Regions from separate parts of the Mus musculus genome. Here regions 1 and 3 are each linked to region 2. A link is a loop called in an ENCODE intact Hi-C map of the cell type or tissue named here. Cell type or tissue: heart. All regions are shown on one strand. Region 1 holds the start of Calu (calumenin). Region 2 holds the start of Flnc (filamin C, gamma). Region 3 overlaps Calu (calumenin).

What was found. A loop is a pair of places that touch in the nucleus more often than their neighbours do. Peaks named below come from ENCODE experiments on the same cell type or tissue, not always from the same donor. Only the 100,000 strongest peaks of a DNase experiment are listed, where the experiment ranks them.
Region 1: a loop joins it to region 2, with 2.5 times the contacts of the local background. A loop is called at or near these places in 3 of 42 quality-filtered maps.
Region 3: a loop joins it to region 2, with 2.1 times the contacts of the local background. A loop is called at or near these places in 6 of 42 quality-filtered maps.

What each region holds. Positions count from the first base shown.
Region 1 is chr6:29,343,727-29,351,726 of GRCm38, reverse strand. It overlaps Calu (calumenin), which reads right to left and starts at 3,621. Exons shown (of 7, transcript NM_007594.4): 1 at 3,519-3,621. In heart, no CTCF peak of the experiment used is centred here; a DNase peak (open chromatin) is centred at 3,676; H3K4me3 peaks cover 2,715 bases; H3K27ac peaks cover 2,139 bases.
Region 2 is chr6:29,431,144-29,439,143 of GRCm38, reverse strand. Flnc (filamin C, gamma) reads right to left here and starts at 5,991. Exons shown (of 48, transcript NM_001081185.2): 1 at 5,331-5,991; 2 at 432-680. The coding sequence starts at 5,685. In heart, no CTCF peak of the experiment used is centred here; DNase peaks (open chromatin) are centred at 2,433, 3,693, 4,733, 7,493 and 5 weaker places; H3K4me3 peaks cover 6,053 bases; H3K27ac peaks cover 5,828 bases.
Region 3 is chr6:29,353,863-29,361,862 of GRCm38, reverse strand. It overlaps Calu (calumenin), which reads right to left. Exons shown (of 7, transcript NM_007594.4): 2 at 5,166-5,392; 3 at 376-569. The coding sequence starts at 5,386. Among named protein-coding and RNA genes, the nearest start is that of Calu, 9.8 kb to the right of the region's middle. In heart, no CTCF peak of the experiment used is centred here; no DNase peak of the experiment used is centred here.

The DNA.
Region 1 (8,000 bases), 87 kb after region 2:
CTCAAACAATGACACCTCAAGAAAAAAAAAACTACAAGAAAAAGGTTCTAGAACTTGTGTGTGTAGGAAAGGTTCTCTGAGATGAAATTTTAGTATATGACTCACTGGCCAACTTAATCTATCAAAACATCAGGGATAAAAAAGCTGTGGTGTCTAGTATTGGATTCTACTGTATATTTATGTTTAATATGCATAAAAGAATGTGTAATTATTTTAGCCCAATCTTCCTTCAGTGTCAGAAGCCTAAATCATTTTAATATCTTAGGGGGAGAAAAGCAATCTAACAAGATCTTGGATGAAAAGACCTAGCTACCATGGTTGATAACGCCAGTTGGAAGAAGTTTGTACTGATTTTCTTCTCTTCTTTCTTTCTTTCTTCCTTCCTTCCTCCTTTTTTTTTCTTTTTCTTCGAGACAGGGCTTCTCTGTGTAGCCCTGGCTGTCCTGGAACTCACTTTATAGACCAGGCTGGCTTCAAACTCAGAAATCCACCTGCCTCTGCCCCCCCCCCCCCCCCAGTGCTGGGATTAAAGGCGTGTGCCACCACTGCCCAGCTGTACTGATTTTCTTGAAACTCATTTGTATTACTCCACAATAATGACCACAAGCTATGCTGTTTTATGTATGTGTGTGTGCATGTACATGCATGTGGGCATATGTGGGCTTAGGTCTGAGAACAACTCTCACCTTGCACCATTTACGTCCTGAATCTGAAATCCAGGCTGTCAAGCTTGGCAGCAAACACCCTCAGTGGCTAAGACATTTCCCTTTCCCGGGTTTGTGTGGGTGGAGTGGAGTGGAGGCAGAGGGTCTCACTGAGGCTCATACTGGCCCAGAACTCCATATGCTGCTTAGTGACCTCTGGCTTGAGGCAATTCTCCCAATTGGGCTTTCTAAAAGCTAGCATTCCAGGCACGAGCCACCACACCCACCAGATTCTGCAGTTCTGAAACAATTGCTACATAAGTTAAATAAATTATCTCCCTAGGGCTGGAGAGATGGCTCAGCAGTTAAAAGCACTGACTGCTGCTCTTCCAAAGGTCCTGAGTTCAATTCCCAGCAACCACATGGTGGCTCACAATCATCTGTAATGGGATCCAATGCCCTCTTCTGGTGTGTCTGAAGGCAGCTACAGTGTATTCATGTACATAAAATAAATAAAAATTTAAAAAAAAAGTCTCTCTATAGCTCCCAAGCTAAAGTCTTGTACTTTTTAGAAACCAACACATTTTATTGGATCAATTGGGGGATATGTGGCAGCAATTTGGCTTTGATGTGCTTTCCAACTTCCAATTCTATTACTGGATCTGGCCCAAAGCCAGGTATAGGCAAATATGTGATTTTAGGGGCTTGCAAGATGATTCAGCCAGTAAAGGCATTTGCCACCCAACTTAACAACTTGAGTTGGACCCAAGGATCTATATGGTGGAACGTGAGAATGAGCTTTCTTTCACGAGCCATCTCTCTGACTTCCACAAGCATGCCAAGGTAGGGTTTACCTGTCCCCATACATAAATATTATTCCATCTGTTTAATTCTAATGTGTTACAGCCTAACGGCATTTATATTTAAAGTTCATAGAAAAGCTGGGTGTGGTGGTGCATCCCTTTAATCTTCTCAGTATACAGGAGGTAGAGATGGGCTGATCTCCTGTGAGTTTGGGGCCAGTCTGCTCTATATAATGAGTTCCAGGTCAGCCAAGGATACCAGTGAGACTTTCTCACATGCAAAACAACATCAAAGCCACAGAGGAAAAAAACCAAGTTTATATAGAAAGAATCCAGGATCCTTTTTTTTTTTTTGGTTTTTCGAGACAGAGTTTCTCTGTGTAGCCCTGGCTGTGCTGGAACTCACTCTGTAGACCAGGCTGGCCTCGAACTCAGAGATTCGCCTGCTTCTGCCTCCCAAGTGCTGGGGATTAAAGGCGTGCACCACCACGCCCAGAGAGAATCCAGGATTATTATTATTATTATTTTTTTTTTTTTTTTTTTTTTTTTGGGTTTTTGAGACAGGGTTTCTCTGTATAGCCCTGGCTGTCCTGGAACTCACTCTGTAGACCAGGCTGGCCTCGAACTTAGAAAGAATCCAGGATCTTAATCAAGCATTTCCCATGACTATTCCTGGCTATTCCGGAAACATCCCTGGCACATCTATGTTACAAAAAAAAATTAAGCTAATACTAACATATTAGTCTCCTGTACTGAAGCAATGATATAACACATCAATTAACATATCACTATATGAATGGCGCCCAACCATGATTGAGAATGACATTGAGAAGAATACACACATACTTTATATTTTTTATGAGCTCATGATTCCTTTTGAATCTTCAAAATATCCTGTTGGAGACCCCTGAAACACTGCCAAACTCATAGTCGGACCAGACAGACATAGTAATAGTAATAGGTATCTTACACACAAGTAATAGGTTCTCTCTGGTCCCACATTTGGACAGAAGAACACAAGTTCTTTAGCAGTGACTATTGCTCGATACTTAAATCTAACTGAATGAGGTCAAATATATACTTCTCCTGGGTCAGCTTTCAGGTATAGCAAAGAATAATTATCAGCCACTCCAGGTCACTCTACCTTCATGTTAAATTAAACTGGAGCGCTATCATTCCCAACTTATTAATGCTGACTTGATGGTTCATGACAGGAAGTGAATGCAATTCTTAAAAAACCCTGTTCCAAGGCTTTGAACGCTTAGGAATTTCGATCAAAGAACCAAAAGTCTTAGCAGATCCACTGATCTTTCCCACTCATGCAAAAGGAACTTTACAAAATGCAAACCACTCTTAATTACAGCAACTATCGCGAATTAAAATTAAGCTCACTTCTGTATACAGCATATCAAAAATCAGAACACTTGGGAATGACAAGCAAAAAACCCGTGATTACTTAAAGGTAATTAACTCCCTAATTAACACGTGAAAACTATTTCCATTAATGACAATATCCAGCCAAACATAGAAAACTGCGACGTTCTTTTCTAATTAACAAGAAGTTTTAAAAATAATGACATTATGTTTTCAATCGTTTTGTTCTCCATGTTCCTACACCCTGTAAGACAGCTAACACTTTCTTTCTTGGCACTTGCAACTCAATTCTCGGGATGTGGCCTTGGGGCGGGGTGGCAGCTCCCAAGAGTCCGGCGAGGTGGCAGGGAGCGGATACTAAAACTCTCTACCCAATTCTCTCCGACCTTCAGGAAACAAACAAAAGTGACCCTCTAGTCCCAGGGACACTGAGTGGAGGAACCCGGGGAGGAGATCAAGGACGCGCGAAACCAGGCACAAAAACGGTGCCCAGGAGGGCGCAGGGCCCGGGAGCTACAACCCTTTCCGCAGAGCTGCGGGACAGCAAGTCGGGGACCGCACTCTGAGGGCCAGAGTGGAGCCTCGGGCCCATCCCGGTGCACTGAGACCGGAGTGAGGACACCCACTACGAATGGGGAACAGGGCCGACGGACAGAATAAGAGCGAACCAGGACCCACCCAGCACCACAGAACTTACCTTTCCCGGGAGCTCCACGCCGCAGGATACCGTGGCTGCGGCTCACCCAGGGAGTGAGCTCCCGCGCACAAGCACCGCCCAACCGGAAGTGGTTAATGGCCCCGCCCCCATCCGACTTGTCGGGGGTCTTCACACCAATCCCCGGCACGATCACTGCTGACGTATGGCTTCTTCGTACGGCCATTGGTCTCACAATCGCGTGGCCGGGATTGGCTGGAAATCGCCACGTCCCCGCGAGCGCGCCGAGTTGCGTGGACCGGATTCCCGCCCAGCTCGGGTTGCCCAGCCCGTGGGGACTCTGAGTCCCAGCTCCTTGCTCTTGGGTGTGTGGGCGCGGCTCGCTGACCTTGGCCCACTGACCGCAACGACCTCATTTACGGCAGGCAACCCTGATTCCCTAGGCTTCTAGTGTAATTCCGATGGCTTTCTTCCTGCCTCCAAGCCCCTGGGGCCGGAATAGTCCCGCTGTAACGTCACCACCCACTGCGAATGAGCCCAACTTCTGGCTCTAGAGTCAGATCTACTGAGCAGCTCTCCGCCCCGCCAACACGCACCTTTCAGCTTCGATTCTCACCCACCATGCTCTTTCGCATCTCTGCCTAAACCATCATGATCCCGGCCTCCCCTAACAGCCTTACAGCCTTACATTTTACACCCATGTGGTCTTTGTCCACAAAGCGGCTTCCTCTGCCTGAAGTATGTTTTCTCGATTTTTCAGCTACTGAAAGCCATCAGTCATGAAACAGGTTGTCATCCTGGAATGTCTTAGGGGAAGCTGTAGTCGTGAAGTTGCCAGTGCTCAGTTAAGGTGTTAGTTTTAGGAATCTTTCCTGGTCAGTAAACAGATAATACGCATGTGCTTTCCTGGCAGTTTGCATTTTCAGTACGCAGCCAGATATTGTTTAATAACGGTGCTTGTCCTTATGTCTTCGATTAGACCAAGTGCCAAAATAAGATCTGCCTGACTTACACATCAGGAGCTCCCAGCTTACAGCCCAGGTCCAAGGAAATTCTCAGCAATACTAAGTGAACTGAATAGAAGAAACTGAATGGAAGAAACCCGTTGCGTTGAAGGCCCCTGATTTAAAAGAAACATAGGAAATTAGCAATTTGTTTTTTTGTTTGTTTGTTTGGAGGGGCGGGGGACAGGAGAGTTTGAACCCAGACTCTGTGCAGGATTCTAGTTGTCCATTCTACCACTGAACTATATAACCTTAGTAAACCCATCACCTACTCAATGCCATGAAATTAAAACATGTATTCATTGAGAGCTACTTTATTTTCTTTCTTTTTTTTAAAGATTTATTTATTATTATATGTAAATACACTGTAGCTGTCTTCAGACACTCCAGAAGAGGGAGTCAGATCTTGTTATGGATGATTGTGAGCCACCATGTGGTTGCTGGGATTTGAACTCTGGACCTTCGGAAGAGCAGTCGGGTGCTCTTACCCACTGAGCCATCTCACCAGCCTGAGAGCTACTTTATTTTCAACATGTATGAAATGAATAGCAAAGCCTCTAGAATTTAAGTCCAGTCAAAACAAAGACTAAGTTCATGAAAGACAATAAAGCAAATCAGTTTGCCCTAAGACAAGGAAAGTGTGCAATTACTGTTTGGAACATCCAAACCACCAACTCAAAATACAACTCTCATCTCAAAGAAAGTTTATTATGGAGCCAAATGTGAGTGACCATGACTAGGAACCCAGATTTCATGTACCAATGTAGTAACAGTTTGATGAAGTTTTTATAGTAATAGAACAAAGAAAATTACTTTTCAATTACGTTGATGGAAACATCAGAGAATGGGTTATAGCAAAGTGAAAAAAAACCTTCCGTATAACCCTCAGATAAATTATCTGATGATGCGCTTAGCTCTTGAGTTGTGAAAGCTAGTGGTCTGCTAAGCCATACATTCCAAAGGAAATTAGTGTTTTGTTTCTACAGTCCACATGACTTGCCTAATAAAGCTGTTAGGTCAGTTACAGAGAAGTAAAAGGTTCTTAAATAAATCGATATTAAGAAGGTTAAATATGTTCCAAAATAATTTGGCTATGTACTAGCAATGTTCTGACTTCACCACATCACTGAGGGTCTAATCAGCCAGTAAGACTTGAGGAAGGTTCAGTTTGAAAGTGCAGCTGCTTTCTTTGCACCCTCATCCACTGTTTCCCTGTTGACCAAGCACTGTATTTTGTGCATGGTGCAGGGACACATAGTACTTACTGAATATTATTAATGCTCCATGTTGCTAGGAAACACTTCCTAGCATCTGGTGTAGATGAGGCTGAGTAGTAGGCAGAGGGCAATCTTCAAGAGAGGGAAATAGCCTGTTAAAGCTGTTAAGACGACAACTTCTGGATCATATCATTAAAATCTACTGGCCATTATAGTCCAGATCTATTTTTAAGTCCTCTGTATTTGTCGCAATGTGACATATATTAAGAGTAACACACACACACACACACACACACACACACACACACACACACTAATCAAGAACATTGTCTGGCCCAGTGGCATAAAAGTAGCTAGTGAAGGAAATGGGCATTTAAACAAGCAAAAATTAAAAACAAAAAACCAACCAACTCTAGATTGACTGTATATTTATCCCTGTGTTTACAGTTACTTGTATTCTGTGAACCATATTATTTATAATTGGAGTTTTAAAACAAATCTATTATATTTTTAATTGTTTGTTTTGGTTCTGGCCAGCTTGATTTCATAACCATAATTTCGATTATATATAGTGGCTAACTCTAACTCTAGGAAAGACTGATCATCAACATTTAATTTATCATAGCTCTTATCTGGCTATTGGCCAGATCTGTTGTATTATATTGGTATTAAACCAGATTTAGTCGGGGAACGTAAATAGAAAGCCACATCGTAAAATAAATTAGATAACAATATAATATTCCTATAAATTTTCTCTTAATAAGATTATATGTTTTATGTACAAAATATTAACAACAGTGATAGATGTAGCACAATAGTAAAATGAAGGCCCTGGGTTCAATGTTAAGCCTACTCCCATTCCCCCAAAAGAAGTCAGAATATTAAGATCTTTGTAGGCATAACTAAATCTTACTTTTTATTTTAATGGCAGAAATGGAAATGAGACTCTATAAGTAGTCGCTGTAGTTTTGTCTATTTCCTTTTTATTAGAAAAATATAAATATCATTTAATTTAAAAAGCCCAGCTTATTGTAATGTAGCATACTTTAGACACTCATTTAATGAAGAGACTTCAGCACTTAAGGCATAAACTTAAAGGATGTTGTAGTTATTAGAGGTGTATGTCTTCTGTATAAATGAATGGAAAGAGTTAACCACATCTTCAATTGCCTCTAGCTAAAGTAAATGGAGGTAAAGTTACTTTGTTCAACGTCTAAGCATATTATAGCCTTTTACAGAGTTTAATTGGTTGGACTCAGTTAATTTTCTGCAAGAAGAAATGCTCTTAACCACCAAGCCAGCTCTCCAGCCCACACTTGATTTTTTTTTAAACATGAAAACTAGTTTTGAGTAAGGTGGGGATTCAAATAAACAAATACAAAAAGATTAATAATGATTTTGTAAGTTCACTAAAACCAAAATTAACACTATTTATTATTTAGTTGTATACCAAGCAAAATATTAAGTATCATAGACAATTTCTGAAAATACCTAATTATAAAGGGATTTAAGAAACAAAAAGAGAAAAGTTACTTAAGATAGATACTCAATTGTCAATGGACTTGAAGAGGAGGGTTATCCAGCGGTTCTGAAGTCCATACAGACATGTTCTCAGATGAAGTTTAACATGTTTCATCTTAGAAATGTGACCAAAAATTCATGCCTTCTGGTCTAGCTGTTGAGGTTGTAGATATGCCTGGGTACATGTTTCCTCCACCCGTCAGAATGTAGTCTTTGCTATGATTTTTTTTTCTTTCTTTCAGTTGATGAATCATCTTGTTTCCTTATTCTCTGAGGAAGACTCTGTAACTAATTTTGAATTTTTGGTTACCATGGTTAAAGGTTATTTATTTTAAAAAAAGTATATGCTTTTTGTACTGGCTAGTTTTGTGTCAACTTGACACAGCTAGAGCTATCACAGAGAAAGGAGCTTCAGTTGAGGAAATGCCTCTATGAGATCCAGCTGTAAGGCAATTTCTCAATTAGTGATCAAGGTGGAAAGGCCCCTTGTGGGTGGGACCATCTCTGGGCTGGTAGTCTTGGTTCTATTAGAGGGCAGGCTGAGCAAGCCAGGGGGAGCAAGCCAGTAAAGAACATCCCTCCATGGCTTCTGCATCAGCTCCTGCTTCCTGACCTGCTTGAGTTCCAGTCCTGACATCCTTTGGTGATTAACAGCAATGTGGAAAATGTAAGCTGAATAAACCCTTTCCTCCCCAACTTGCTTCTTGGTCATGATGTTTGTGCAGGAATAGAAACCCTAACTAAGACATTTTTCTTTAATAGAGATGGTTCAAATACTTTTT
Region 2 (8,000 bases):
GAGTCGCACAAAGAGTCGTTTCTGTATGTAACTAAGGATATATAACTAAAGATTTCTTGCTATAAGTCCAACCTATTTCTTTTCTTTCCATTAGAGTAGAGGAATGGTGTCCAGGTGACAAAATAAGCCCCGGGCTCTGGGGTCACTTCTGGAGTGTGTTTCCGGACAAATCGCTGTCCCTCTCTGGACTTCTAGGCTTGCCTATAAAATGACTTGTTGGAAACCCTTTTCTGCTTCTACTGAATCTAGCCTAGCAACCAGGAGCAGCTCAATCCTGGCTGTAACTTCTGGAAGAGGATCAACCCTCATGGCGATCCTGATTCATAAGGCCCTGGGGTGGGTGAAGCATGAGCCTCACTCAGTATCTCCAGATTCTCTCCCGGTCTCCTACAGGGCTGATGGCTCTTCAGTGTGTCCACTGGCCCACTCACCAGGGGCACAGTTGTCAACCAGGGCACCCAGAGCCTTGCCGTCCTGCCAGTCTCGGTTAAAGTTGGTGATGGGCAGCTGGGGCACTTTGTTCTGGATCCAGCCAAGCAGTCGCTGCTTGGGTGTCTGTTTGCGGGCATCCTCATCATCTTCATCCTCCCACATGGGCATGGAAATGGAGTAGTGAAGGATCAGCGTCCAGATCAGGCCTAGGATCAGCTTCAGGTTTCCATCCACAATAGCCTTGCTGTCTGCAGAGAGAGGGGAACAAGCCGGCTCAGAAGGGCACCTCAGGGTGGTACCCTCTCTTACCCACGTTGCCCCTGGGGCAGCTGTTTGAGCCCCAGGGTTGGATTCCTCCTCTCTCTGGGACCTATCTTCTCTGCCTACCAAAGCCTTTCACTTACCCCCATGGCCGGATGTGAGGTCTCATCTTCAGAAACAGGCTGCTTTCCTCTTTGGTACCCCTTCCTCTACCCTGAGATCATCCAGCACTGGGGTCTACCTCCGTCCTAAGCAAGTGCCCTTCTGAAACGCAAGCCTCTTAGGGCCAGACAGTGATTCTGTTTTGAGTCGGGGTCTTATGTAGCCTGGACTGTGGCTCTGAATTCCTGACCCTCCAGCCTCTGCTTTCAGAGTCCTGATCTTATAGGTATAAGCACTGCACGTGTTTATATAGCACTGGGGCCAAACTCAGGGCCTCATGCATACCAGGTAAGTGCTCTACCAACTAAGCCGCATCCAGGGCTTCTTGTTTGTTTTGTTTTGTTTTTAGCTGTTTTATTGACACACAGGCTGCACATATTAGAGAAGATAATCTGATAAGTGTTGATAATAGGGCACACCTACAAAACTATTGGCATGAAATAAAAAATAATAAGTATAACCATTACTCCTCTCTCTTGTCTGTCATGTCGCCACATTCTCAGGCAACAAATCACATGCTCTCTAGATAGTTTGCATTTTGTTGTTTTATATAAGATCAATTGATAAATTTTTCTTTTAGCTTTCTCTACTCTTGACCTTGAATGTGTGTGTGTATGTGTGTATGTGAGTATTTGTGTGTGTGTGTGATTATGTGTGTGTGCCCTAGAGTGTACCAGACCAATGTCAGGCATCTTTCCTAATTACTCTCCTCCTTTTTCTAGACAGGGTCTCTCACAGAACTTACCAATTTGGCCAGACTTGCTGTCCAGGCATCACCATGCATCCTCTATCTCCACCTCCCAGAACTGGGACTAGGGGTACGCCAGCTTTTTACATGGGCGCCTAGGATCTGATCTCAGGCCCTCCGGCTTGCATGGCCACTACTTTACCAACTCTGCCATCTCCCCTGGGTTTTATGCTTCTACGGTGGGGCTCAAACTTTACAGTGTCTCAGTAAAAGTGAATGACTATTTTGAAAGCTTAAGTTAAAGTAGTGTAGGACTGGATCAATACTGCCTACTCTCTGTGCTGAAAGCGAAAAGGCCTTCTGAAACACACGGGGACTGGGAGGAGAGAAGGTGGACACAGTATTTGCTCAGATAAAACTTGGAAGTCACCTTGCCTGTTGCTGAGGGTCAATGGTATCTCCCAGGAGGGAGGGGAAATACCACACATGTGGACTCGATTCTCAGAGATACTTTGGACCACAACTGATATAAACTATAGATTTTGGAATCCAGCTTATTTGTATAGTGTAATGGAGGTCTGAAATCTATCAGCTTCCCTGAGCTCTGCCTGTAGGCTAGAAAGCGACTGGAGGCTCTGTCTTGTTTACTGACGTTTCCTGAGAAACAGAGATGGTGAGATTGGATGCACCCTATTACGCATTGTTTTCTGTTCTCCTTTCCTCAGACCAGAGGGCCTGGGGAGCCTCTGTCATCCTCCGCTCCACCCCCACCTGCCCCCAGGACCGAGGAATCCGTGCCTCCTGGGCCTCCCCACCACTGATTCATCCTTCCTTCCCCAGCAGCCCCGCAGCCCGCCCCTTTCCCCTGGCTCCACTGCAGCACAATGGTTTGGCAGCTCTCAGATTCCATGACACACCACCTCCCGGTGCTCTTGCCCTCTCTAGCTAACACGGGCTCACAACACTTTCACACAGTCTGGACACCCCGGGGAACCCTCAGCCTCTCTCACAGCTGCCCAAGCCCAAGCCGGGCTCACAGACTCCTGAAGGCTTCTTCAAAAACTGGAGCCAGACCCCTGGGAGGGAGACCTTGAAGCTGCAGTGTTGGGAGGGGATGGAACGGGGTGGGGGGGGGTGGGGGGGGGTCATTCATAGTTGCTGGAGAGAGAGGTTTCTCCCTAGCAACTGGCCTTGGGCCAAACAGCAAGTGGTCCCCCGCTTGGGGACGGAAGGGGGTTGGGTAGCAGGCCCAGAACTACACCCTGGAAGCTATGACCTTTCTCTCCTTCCACCCTCTCAGGAGGCCAGGCGGGGGAGAGGGTGGTGGAGCATAGCATCCCATCAAGAGTCGGCTTCTATGCTGGCCTGGGGATCACCCCCAAGGGGTAGGAGGAACCAGACAGCTAGTTTGTGACCCCCACTCCTTGCCTAGAATAGAGGGGAGGAGACAGGGCTGGCCAAGGGAGGGGCTGGGACAGCTGCTGTCCCCTCCAGCCCCTCCCTCAGCTATTGGCTCTAAGAGAAGGCATAGCAACTGGAGAACAGCTGTGGGCCAGAGCTGCCTCATAGGCCTCTTTGTTTGGAGGGGCTGAGAGGGTGTGTGTGTGTGTGTGTGTGTGTGTGGGGTGCACCCAGTGCTGGGGGTAAGAGGGGTACCGCGCTCTTTCAACCCAAGCCAGGCCCATAACTCTTCTTCCGGGTAAACTCAGCTGTCAGCAATCCTTCCAGGCCCCAACTTTCCTTCTAGTGAGAAGTGGGGAGTCTCTGAGTACCCCAACTTCAGGTGCCCAAATGTTCATTCAGTCCTGAGACAGAATCTAGCGGGAGACCCCTTCCCACTTCTAGATAGGATGTGGAACTAGAGTAAGTTGAATGGTCCCTCCTTGGGACACTCCCTTTCTGTCGCCTAGGGACCTCTGGCTGGCGTTTGTGCCCCTTCCCTCCAGCCTCGGCCCCAGCCCCAGCTCAGTTACTGAATTGCTGACAGCTTATCTCATCAGCACAGGGAGAACCACTTGGCCCAAACCCGGCACAATTCCCCTTCCTCTCAGCGGGAACCTTGGAGCTTCCCTCCCGCCCCCAAACCAGCCCCGGCTTCTTCCCCCATCTACTCTGAGCCGGCCCCCTTGCAGCAGAGCCAAGGGGGCTGGAGCCAGGCACCACCATGGGGGGAGGGGAGAGGTGCACAGGGGAAGGATGAGGCCTGGAGAGGGGCCCACCGCCCCCGCAGCCAGCAGGGAAGGGAGGCTGAGCCACTTCCTATAATGTCTTCACAGAGGCTGCAAACTTTCCCTTGGAGACCCCACCTGGGACAGTCAGTCCCGCCTTTCAGATCCCAGCGTGAAGGGAGGGGTAGGTGGGGAGCAGCCCCCCCCCCTCCAGGGCTGGCTTATCTTCAGCCCCTCAGCTCCACACCCACCCAACACCCTCCTAATTTCTAGCTCCACCACTTACACCAGGGCCCCCTCCCCCACCCCTTGTCCTCAGGCTTGTCCTTCTGGAAAGCTCAGAGACATCTGCTGTGTCACGGAGACAGGGCTATTTCCAGGCCAGAGCAGGAGGGTGGGGTGTGTGTGTGTGTGTGTGTGTGTGTGTGTGTGTGTGTGTAGGGGGGGGGGGTTAGTACTGGGACTGGAAGAGGTAAGGCCCAGGAAGAAGCCTGAACAGGGCAAAGGGCCCCGGACTGATCTCAGCTGCTAATTCCGGAGACCTGGAGATGGCCATGAGGGAGACTAGGGAGGGGGCAGATACCTAGTTAAATATTGAAGTCTCTGGGGGCAGCTTGTAGTGGTGGGCATCACCTGGTTCCATATACAGTTCCCTTCCAGGGTCTGGGGTGCATCCTCCCAGGGGGGTCCTTCTAGTACATCCCAGAAGGGCTCTAAGAGTTCACCCAAGACGCAAACTGGAAACCTTGGTCCTAGCGGGATAGGGCTGTGAAAAGTAAGGTATCTTCTTGCCACTCAAAACCCACCCTGGGCTTCTGGACTCTCTAGACTCCTGCGCCTCCCTACCCCCACTCAGAACTGACACACCTTCCAAATCTGGTTACACTCAATGACTTCCTCTCTTCCTCAGCCTTCCCCTCCCTCCAGGGCAGCTTGACCCTTAGCTGTAGCCAATCCCAGGCCAGGTGGTGGGTTGGAACAGGGCATGGACAGGCAGGAGTCCCCCTCCCAGACGACCTAAACGACCAGGGCAATCAGGGGTTAAAGCTCCCAGGACGTTGCTCAGTGCCTTTTTAGGTTTCTGAGGCCGGGTTCTGTTTGCTCTAGTCCGGCCAGATCCCAGATGGGGAGCACATGCCTGCCAAGCGCATCAGCGAGCTTCAGGCCACTAGTCTCCCTGGCCTCAGGGCCCTGAGAACCCAGAGACGACTGGAACCTGTCTTAAGACTGCTTTTGCCCAGCGACGAAGGCGATGGGAAGCCATTTGCTTTCATGTGGGTGGCGGGATACGCCCCCAAGGAATTAGCACTGGGCACCAGCCCTGTCCTCGCAAGCATGTGCAAGCAAGGGTGGCCCGGTGGAAGGAAAAGAGGGGACTTTGGGCAGGTCGGTAGGAGTGTGTGTAGGGAGGCTGAAGCTAAGATGTTTGGACAACTTCGGAAGGGAACTTCTCAGGGGTGCCACCTGTCCTAGAGGGGTATCTGGGCTCCAGCCTGTACTGGCGAGGGAGAAATCAGACCAGGCAAGGGAAAGGTTTTCTGTTCCGGATCTCAGTACCCGCACCTATGTGACCTGTTCCTACCCCCGCTGTGACCGTTCCCTGTGACCCCCGCACTGACCGATGGACACGAGCTTGATGTGTTCCCGCTCCAGGAACTCCAGGGCCACAGACACATTTTCCAGCTTCATTTGGCGGAAGTTGGGGCGCGGGTGGAACTTGCGGTACATGCGCTTCTGGCTGAGCACTTCGAGCAGCGCGATGAGGCGCAGCCCGTCGCTGAGGTCTCGCTGCAGGTCGGTCAGGCGCTTGCCCACACACTTGAGATGCTCGTTGCACCACCGCGTGAATGTGTTCTGCTGGATCTTCTTCCACGGTGCGTCCTCCGCTAGGTCCTTCTCCGTGGACGGCATCTCGTCCGCCTCGTCAACCAGGCCGAGGCCGGAGGCGTCCGAATAGTTGCTGTTGTTCATCATGGTGGCGCGGCGGGGGGCCGGGGGAGTACGGCCTGGGGATCGGGCTGTGGGTGCTGTCGGGGCGGGACGCGGGGACACCGAGTTCTCGGAGACTTCGTTAGCGCTCTGGGCGGCGGGGCTCGCTGGCCTCTTGGGCTGAGCTGCTGGGCTGTCCGGCTAGGGCTCTCTCTCTCTCCCGGGGCGGAGCGGTGCTCGGGAAGTGCGGGCCGGGCCGGGGCAGTGGGTTTAAGAAGCCCCCGGGCTGCCGACCCCCCCGCCGCGCCCGCAGCCCCAGGGTCCACGTCAGAGCGCCGGCCTCCCAGGAATGCCGCCCGGCCCGCGGGTGGGGGCCGCGCTGAGCCCCACGGCCCCGCCTCCGCCCGCCCCTCCTCCACGCAGTCCTCAGCAGGAGCGGGGATGGGGTGGGGGCGCTGGCCCTGAGCTTCCCCATGCACACTGTACACCCCAACCTAGTCTTAGCCATTTAGGGATGAGGGACACTCCTTCCACACTCAGATTGGGTTAAAGAAAGTAATGGGGAAACTGAGGCAGTGGTTAGGGCTAGACAAACTGATCTGGTGTTGACAGAACTTTCTGGAGTTGGTGACAAGGCTGTTGACACAGCCTAGGAGTCCTGGCTTCTAGCCTGGTTGTATTGTCCACCTGTGAAGAACTCAGAAAGGAAATTGTGTGTGTGTGTGTGTGTGTGTGAGAGAGAGAGAGAGAGAGAGAGAGAGAGAGAGAGAGAGAGAGAGAGAGAGAACACCAGAAGGAGCAGGGACATTGACCAGGAGAGACTGAGTTCAAGGGGGCTCCATGACTTTTGCCACTTTACAAGAAAAAAATGCTTAAACCGTTATTTGGAATCCAAACCCAGGGCCACAGGGAAACCAAGGCTCCTGACCTGACTCAGTGTCCCTGGTCATTAGCCCATTTAGACTCACTGGCTCAGAATGAAGCTGAGCTCAGAACAAGGGTACCCAGTGAGTCACTTTGTGTGCGCCCCCCCCCCCCCCGTGACTCAACCAAGTTGATGAGAGGACAAAAGGGCTGCCCAGGTAGTACCAGGGAGCCCCCTGGGCAATGTGCCCACATGAGCCACAGGGCAGATCTTCCCAGGGAAAGTAGAAGTGTGCCAAATAGCAGGAAGAGCCCTGGCAGAGCAGCCAAGGGAAATGTGACTGGGGCAAGTGGGCAGGGCCAGGGGCAAAGCGGGCAGGAAGGGAGGCAGGCTAGAAGCCTAGGCAGGATTGGGTTGAGGGCAAGCCCAATAAGGTGAGAGACATGGGAAATGTTCACAACAGAGAAACTGAGGCAATCCAAGCTGCCTGCCACACACAAGGGAAGGACCTACAAATGAATTTACATCGCAAGGAGAGGTCAGATGTGTGTCCACTGCTTCCCCATCCTTCGAGACTAAGTAAGCTTAGCTTTGAAGGAAGACAGTCCTTAATTCAAGCCATGTGACCGCTGAGGCTTGGGTAAATCATTTTACCTTATTTCCCTCCTCGCAGTCATAATGAAAGGAAAGGCAATAATAAAGCATCTTTGGGAGCTCTTTCCTCAAGGGCAGACGACAGCGGTGCCCACTATGGACTTGGAAAGGAGTTGGGGGAGGCGGAGCTTATGGTGAAGCTCCCAGCAATCATTTCTTTTTCCTTCTCACCTAAGGAGAAGGCCTGGTCCTTAGGAGGGAGGGGGAGGGCAGAAAGGGCCAGGAGCAGAAAAGAGCCCTGTGGTGCATGGTGTGTGGAGCAGGGGTGTCTCTGGAGGCCCTGATAGTGACAGGAGAGGTATAAATAGCTAGTGCCCCGCAGCTCATGTTCGTTGGCTGCCTGTGACAAGGCGCTTAGGAATTCCACTCTCCTGTTGGCAGCCCCCTCCTTGTCTCCCAAACTGTCATTCTCCCAGAGCGCTACCTTCACCCCTCAGCCAAAACCCCCAGCAGGCACCAGCACTGTCTATTTGAAAGACACAGCTCTCCTGTGGAGGGATGCCTAGCTCTGGATACAGAGCTGGATCACGCAAGCAAAGTTGTGTGTGTGTGTGTGTGTGTGTGTGTGTGTGTGTGTATGAAGACAGACTTTTGACAGCCCACTTGAGTAGGCTCTGTAATATTGTCTCTGTTGAAGAAACCAAAATACAGATCTGGAAGAGATTACTCTCAGAACTACTAGAGAGAGAAGTAGGGGTTTGGGCAGAGTACTGGGAGCTGAACTGTTATAGTCAGCCCCTCATGGCTCTCAGCCACCTGGTGGGTGTTATGAGGATCTCCAGTCGGGCCAGGGACTCTGAGGTGGAAATGATCAGAGGGGATCTAGCAAGGGCAGAGAGAC
Region 3 (8,000 bases), 77 kb after region 2:
GAATCAAACTATTGAAGTCCAGCAGTGTCCCCCTCTTTCCTGTCTGACCCATTTGTTTCTTTGACTCAAGACCACACAGTCTCGGCCAACCTAACATCTCGCCCCTTACCCAAGTAAGTGCCATAAGTCACGTTTCTGTACTCATCCCAGGAGATTAAGCCGTCTTGATTCATATCAAACTCCTGCCACTGGTTTTCAACATTGTCATAAATGTATTTCTTCTGGGCGTGCTTAATCCAGGATTTCAGCTCCCCCTCCGTCACAAACCCATCTTTATCCGCGTCTATTTTATCTACAATCATTCTACAAGACAAAACAGTTGTGTTTCAAGGGCCAGGTCCACAAAGCTTTTTCCCCCAGATAGTAGGGACCTACCTAAAACGTAGCCGTAGGTGGCATTTTTATACTCCTCCCAGGAAACGAGGCCATCCTCATTGAGGTCGTGCCCCTTCCATTGCCGCTCTACATCCTCGTGAATCCAGCGCTTTTGTGCAAACTTAATCCAGCCTTTGAGTTCATCCACAGTGACAAACCCATCCTTGTCGTCATCTATTTTACTTACAATCTTTCTGTAGAAAATGCAGAGAAATCCAGCAAGAGATTAAAAAACCACAGGTCTCTGGACATAGCCAGGAGTGTCGCCCAGGTCTACAATGGAATACTTTGCGCTTTGTTGGCCTGTTCCTGGCTTGAATAAGCCATCTGGAAAAGGTGAACAGATCACGGCCAGTGATCCAGCCTCTCTCTATAGTTAGGTGAGTCTGATCTGAACACCTGGTCCACCTGGGTTCTCACTTTTGCATCAAGCATGATGGAAATCTTTATGTTTTTCTTCACTATGTTTACTAGAGCAGGTATACCTCTTGGTGAACAATCACAAGCACTATAATGACTTCCTTAGAACTTAAGATATCTAAACCAGACTTTAAAAGTTAGTTGCTTTTAGAAAAGAGCTATATTTGTTAAAACATATAGATATCTTTTTTTTAAAGCTCTCTTGTAATTACATATATTTTATGGTATAACTGTAAAAAAAACAAATAAATACAGAGGTACTAATTTTCAAAATAACAGTAGCTTTTATGAGTTACATCAAATTGGTGTGTGTGTGTGTGTGTGTGTGTGTGTGTGTATCTCCATCCATGAAAACAGTACTCTGAAGAAATGATATGGAAAGAATATACATTCCTGGTTATAAGACTGTTAATAAGCTGAGAGGGTTATTAGAAGCAGATTATAAAGCAAAGCAACAAAGCTAAATAAAGAATGGATCTACTTCCTTTATAACCTTTCTTCTATATATGTCATTTTAATTAAGGATTTAAAAGTAAGTCACTGTGCTTTGAGTGCGGCTCAGGAGTAGAGTGCTTGCCTGTCATCTGTGAGGACCTGAGTTTGACCTCTAGCACCACGAAGTAAATGCTCATGATATAAAAACTCAAAGATGTAACTTCCTATTTATAGAGGGCTCAGCGGTCTATGCAGAGTCACACAATAAGCAGTGCGGTTTAAAATGGAAACTGTATCAGATCCTCCAGAAAGTCAACAATCAGCACACTCCTATGCCTGACGGGAAACTGTACATGTGGGTAACCAATGCATTTTCTTAGCTCTTGTTTGTCTCATGATTAGAGCACGAGAAAGTGATTATAACTCCGAGTTCTTCCTAGCAAGACTATAACATAGAACAGATTTATACTGATATAGCCTTAGCTCCATTACCTAACTCTACACTCTAGCTAGCACTCTCCCTCAGACAATGTTCGCTCTTCTAACCTCAGCCCTACAACACTGACAGGAAAGGGAATGTAGCAAGATGGCATCTCCTAAACACTCCCCCCACCTGCATGGACACAGGGTAAATTTTATCAGAGAGTTTTAAAAACATCAGCAGATTAAGAAAACTTCTGCATTATCTATATGGTACTTGCTACCAATGGCACCACTACTAAGAAAAAAACATGGGCGAAGTATCAGAACCCCTTCCAACCCCAGAAGATATTTTTAAGGTATTATAAATAAGTATCCTGAAGGACTGCCCAGATAAAACAGGCATATGACGGTTCAGGCTGAGCAGCATTCTGTCTCATATAAACACCAAATGGGTTAATCCAGGGGTTGGCAAACCCTTTTTGGAAAGAGTAAACATTTTTACCTCACAAGCCACACAGCCTGCTGTATGTGTACACACAAACAGCCTTCTGAGAGAAGGTAAGGGTTGGAGAGACGGCTCAGTGGTAAGCACACAGGCTGCAGGCTCAGTTCCCAAAACCCACATCATGGCTCACAGCCATCTGGAGCTCCAGTCCCAGGGATCTGATGCTTTCTTCTGACCTCTACAGACACTAGGCACCTACGGTGCACACACATATATGCCGGCAAGACACTCATACACATAAAACAGATCTGAAGGGACTGCAGCTCAGTTGGTACAGAGTTCACTTAGCAGGCATGGAGACCATAATACCATTCCACCTTTTAAATAACAAAGTAGAAAAAAGCTGATATAATAGCACGTGTCTAAAAATTCTAGCACTGAGCTAAGTAAGCATGGTGGAACATTCCTTTAAACTCAGGGTGGCAGAGACAGGTGAGTCTTTGAGTTCCAGACCAGCCAGTCTATACAATGAGACCCTGTCTCAAAAAAAAAAAATAAAAACAAACAAATAAAAGGAAAAAAAAATCCTAGCACCCAGGAGATATACCCTGCAATCTTAGAACTGGGAGGCAAAAGTGAACAAATAGCCCCAAGAAGGAGGCCATCTTGCTCCATGCAGTGAGATCCTATCTCAAAAGGCCAAAAAACCCAAGCTAATACAAGCACAAAAAAGTTCTACTTGTCAACATTAAGAGAAAAACATACTGAAAATTATGTACTAAACTTGTCCTGAAAATGCTTATTAGATGTTTCAAAAATGGTTTTAATTTTATGATATATAAACAATGATTTTCTCCTTAATAATTACTATTATAGACTGACAGGGGAGGAAGGGGTGACTCTGTGATTTACAATTTTTGTTGAACAGTTAGCTACCAAATCAATGTTTTAAAATGCCACAATAGACTATCTGGGATCCTTTTCTCTTGGGGGAAGAGAATCACACTATGTAATCCAGGATTGAACTAGCAATCCTTTTTCCTTAGCCTCCCCAAGTACTAGTGTGTGCTGCCCTGGCTTTACCTAAGATTCTTGCTTCCAAGGTACTCATTGCATCAATGAAGGATGTCTGTCACTATCTCTAAAATTTGGGAAAAACAAACAATTTACTTCATTTATAAATTGTATTAAAAACATGGCTTCATCAGGTTTTTCTAATAATATACAGCCTGCTCAATGTGCTGAACTTTTGATAGTTACTGATAAAAATGAACACTTTCTCTACTGAAAACTGCTAGCAAAGCTACTCTACCACCCGCAAAGCCAGAGGAGGCTCACTAAGTCCTCAATACGCTAAGTGACTCCAAACCTAAAGGCCATCCTCCATTACTTAAGAGTAACTCTGCAGAGATTCGTTCAGACCAAAATGTAGGCTGGGCATACAGAATATTAATAGGTATGACACATAGGCCTGAGAGCACCCTCATCCACTGCTCTTTTCAGCCTAAAATGTTAGCACAGTTAGAAGCTTAAAGCTAAAAGCAAGCACAGTTTCTCAAAAACAGAAAAGCAACCTAACAGAAAATTGGCCTTTCTGGTGTATGTTTCTGTTCAGTTCATTCTACAGAGCAAAATCTTTTTATTAACTACATCAGTGCTTAGAATAAAACAGTATACACTTTAGCTACACTTTCAGTAACACAAAGAATAAATTGATGTTTAAGTTTCCATCAAAGTAAACTCTAAAATAGTATCTTATAATTACAGCATTACACACAATGGCAAAGGGAAGCAGTGTAGCACCACTGCGACACAAATCTCTTGAAAACAGTGTAGAAAGCCAAACAATGATCTCATTTAGGAGAATATTTTCACAGAATTGACCTGCATTTTCTTAAAAATCAGAGTTTTGAAAGAGCCAAAAAAGACATGTTTAGAACTCTAGAAACAGTGAGGTAGGATTCTACTAAGTGTAGATTTAAGAAATAGAGAAAAAGTTATGTAAGAATGTGTTTGACCTGCAGGTGTTATCTGTGCACCACACATGTGCAGCACCCATGGGGCCAGAAGGGCACATGGACGGAACCCCTGGAACTCCATGGAGTTACACATGCAGTAGGAGTGCTGGGGACTGAGTCATCTCTCCAGCCCCTCTAGTGAGTCTTTAGGGTAAGAAGCTACTTAGGACCCCAAAACTTGACTGGGACAGGGTCACTGAAAACCACTCCTATTCTGAAAATCAGGCCTTGTTTGGTAAGTCATTTTTGTCTTTACTTGTTACTGCTTTGTTTTCTTAGGTACTGGGATCAAGTACAGGAAAGCGCTCCTCCATTAAGGAGTCCTCCCAACCTTAGCTCTGTTGTAGAAGACAGCATCGTCAAAAGGTTGGACACCCCTGTTCAAATGGTTGCCTTGACTTTTATTAAAGAACACCAACTTTACAGAAATCCAATTTTTAGTTTATTAGGCACTTAAGCATTACTTGGCCTGGGCTCAATGAATAAGTTACAGAAGGTTTTTCAAAATTAAAAGCAGCAGAACTAAGAACTGCCATATAATGTTCTGGAATTAAGATGATAAGCTTAAACTGGATATAGTACTACTGGTACTTTAGGGAAAATATATTATTATTTTAAAGTTATGTGTACATGTGTGTCTGTGTTGTCATTTGCACCTGAGTGCAGGTGTCCTTAGAGTCTAGAAAGCATCAGATAACCTAAAACTTGAATTACAGATGGATGGGTAACTCTTGACTTGAGCGCTAGATATTGAATCTGGGTCCTATGAAAGAGCAGTATGTGCCGCACTGGGTACTTTTATGAAGATAATTTTGCTTTGTAGAAGAATGAGGTGCAATTGTTATTCAGTGGAGAAGTATATGAAAGCAGGAATTTTATTAGATTTTAGTGGCAGCAATTCTGTTGTTAGTACTCAGAAGACAGAGCTCGGCACAGATTTATAAGTGACTGAACCAGAAAGGAAAAGAAAAAAAAAAAGAAAGGTTTTTAGTGTTTCTCAACCCTCTGGACCCCTGGACCCCTTCCCTGGTCAAGAACAGACATCTTACCCAAGCCTTTCCTTGCTCTCTTCTGGTGTCAGCTGATCAAAACTCTTTGCCTCTTCTGCACCCAAGAAGGCATCATGGTCATAGTCAAAATTCTGAGCATCATTGTGAACTTTATCGCTGAGCTGAGGCTCATGGTGTACTCGGTCCTTCTTTTCTGTAGGCTTGCTCAAAGCAAAGGCTGTGCACAGGGACAGGCACATAAGAAACTGACGCAGGTCCATGATAACCTACCATAAAGGAAAAGAACAGGTAGTTAACGAAGAACGCAGTATGCCTGATAACATGGAAGAAACCAAAATATGTCTCCCTTAAATTATTAACTTGATGTCTTTATATCTAAGTCTTTTATGTTACCCAAGTACATTATTTAATCCTTAAGGTAAGCACAGTAGGCCATCAGACCTCCAGTTACTGTAGAGGGACTATTTCCTTTACGACTCTGGGCTAATTACGAAGTTATAGTTCAAATACAACTTTAGTGTTTTTCTTCAAGGAACACTAAAATAATTGATCTTTTTATTCAAAATGCCAATAAAACTGAAAGGACAAGACGTAGGCCCTTTGCTTTTGTTCTTTTGTCAGTGATCTGGTCTTCAAACAGCTGAATATTAGAATATCACCTGGAAGAGTTAAGAGTCCCACCCCTCCAGAATCCAGGCTTTGGTGGCTTCCAAAGCTCCTCTGGTGACTCAGAACCACTGGAGCGGGAACCACTCACATTCACAGTGGCTGCCTTGCCCCATAGCACCAGGTCTCTCATATAGCCTAATCTTGTCACCAACCCATCTGGATGTCCATTCACAAGTAACAACAACATTATCTATCTGCATAGTTGCAGTTCCCAGACTTGCTCAGGCACAAAGACCCCAGGTACTATACAAAGTTCAGATTCCGAGCTATGTGTACATGTGTCTGTGTGTTGCCATGAACACAGACCTGCCCCCTCAACTCCCAACCCCCACCTTATTCTCAGATCATAGTCACAGGTGAATCTAATAAGCACAAGGCTGGAACACTACTGAAAAATGGGTAAATCCCAGAGACAATGTCAGTTTAAAAACTGACTGTTTTAACAGTTAAAAACCTGTTTCATGCCAGGCATGGTAGCAAATGCCTTTAACTTAGCATTTGGGAAGCAGAGGCAGGTGGACCTCTGTGAGTTCAGGCCAATCTGGTCTACAGAGTGAGTTCCAAGACAGCCAGGGCTGCAACACGGAGAAACCCTGTCTTGAAAACCAAAACAAAATAAAAATAACAAAAACCAATTCCATATACTTTATAAACAACTTATACTATTACTAGAGAGGCTAAAGTCTCAAGGAACAACAACAAAATCTTAACATTAAACAAAAGGAATAATTTTCCTGGGCTTTCATACCTTTTATTACATTTATTATACATCTAACACATGCATTGGTATTCTGCTTGCATGCATGTCTGTGTGTGGGTGTGGGGTCCCCTGGAACTAGAGTTAAAGACAGTGTGAGTTGTCATGTGGTTGCTGGGAATTGAACCCAGGACCTCTGGAAGAACAGTCAAGGCTTTTAACCATTGAGTCATCTCTCCAGCCCTGAGCTTTCATATTTTAATTAATCTTTTCATTGTGGAAATGCTGAATGTCTGCTACCATTCTATCAGGGAAAATAAGTTTTTTAGCAATTTCACAATACTTCTTATTCTTCCTCTATTATGCCTAATCCCTGGTATCTCTGAATGTGCCTTTATTTGGAAATATAGTCCTTGTAGATGTAATCAAGTTAAAATGAAGTCATACTCTTTAGTGTGGGTCCAAAGATGGTGTCCTACAAAACAGGAAATCTGGACACAGAATTAGAAGGCTGTGCTGTGACAGGCAGAGATTGAAGTGATACATACGTGAGCCAGGGACTGCCAAACACTGTTGACAACTACCAGACTTGAGAAGAGAAAGGGAAGACCTTTCAAAGAGAAGATGGCCCAACCAACATCTGTGCCGAACTTTTAGCCTTCTCAACTGCCGGAGGGTATAAATTTCAGTTTAAAAAATCAGTCAGTGACAGGTGAGATGGCTCAAGGGTAAAGTGCCTCTTTTTTTTTCTTTCTTTTTTAAAGATTCATTTATTATTATAAACAGGTACACCATAGCTCTCTTCAGATGCACCAGAAGAAGGCGTTAGATCTCATTATGGGTGGTTGTGAGCCACCATGTGGTTGCTGGGATTTGAACTTAGGACCTTCGGAAGAGCAGTCAGTGCTCTTACCCGCTGAGCCATCTTGGGTAAAGTGCCTCTTGTTTAAAGCCTGGAATCTGATCCCCAGAACCCACATTAAGGTGAAGAGAAAGAACTGACCCCACACAAAGCTGTCCTCTGACCTGCATAAGTACATACCCATATTACTCACACAAGTAGTAATTAAAACAAAACCAAATTACCACTTGGTTTGTTGCAATTTGTTACTACATCTGCAAGAAGTGAATAGTCAGGGACACTACATCTTCTGAAGGCTAAATCTATGGCTCTGCCCTAATCTTTTTTTTTAAGGTTTATTTATTTATTATATATAAATACACTGTAGCTGTCTTCAAACACATCAGAAGACGGCATCAGATCTCACTACAGATAGTTGTGAGCCACCAAGTAGTTGCTGGGAATTGAACTCAGGACCTCTGGAAGAGCAGTCAGTGCTCTTAACCGCGGAGCCATCTCTCCAGCCCACTCTGCCCAAATCTAAAGATTAAACCTCAGCAACAAATGGTTTTCCTTTCCTAGGGACATCACTATCGAAACTAACTAGTCTAAGCACTCACATGTATATGCAAATACTTATCCAATCAGAAAATTCTCTCAGCAAAGC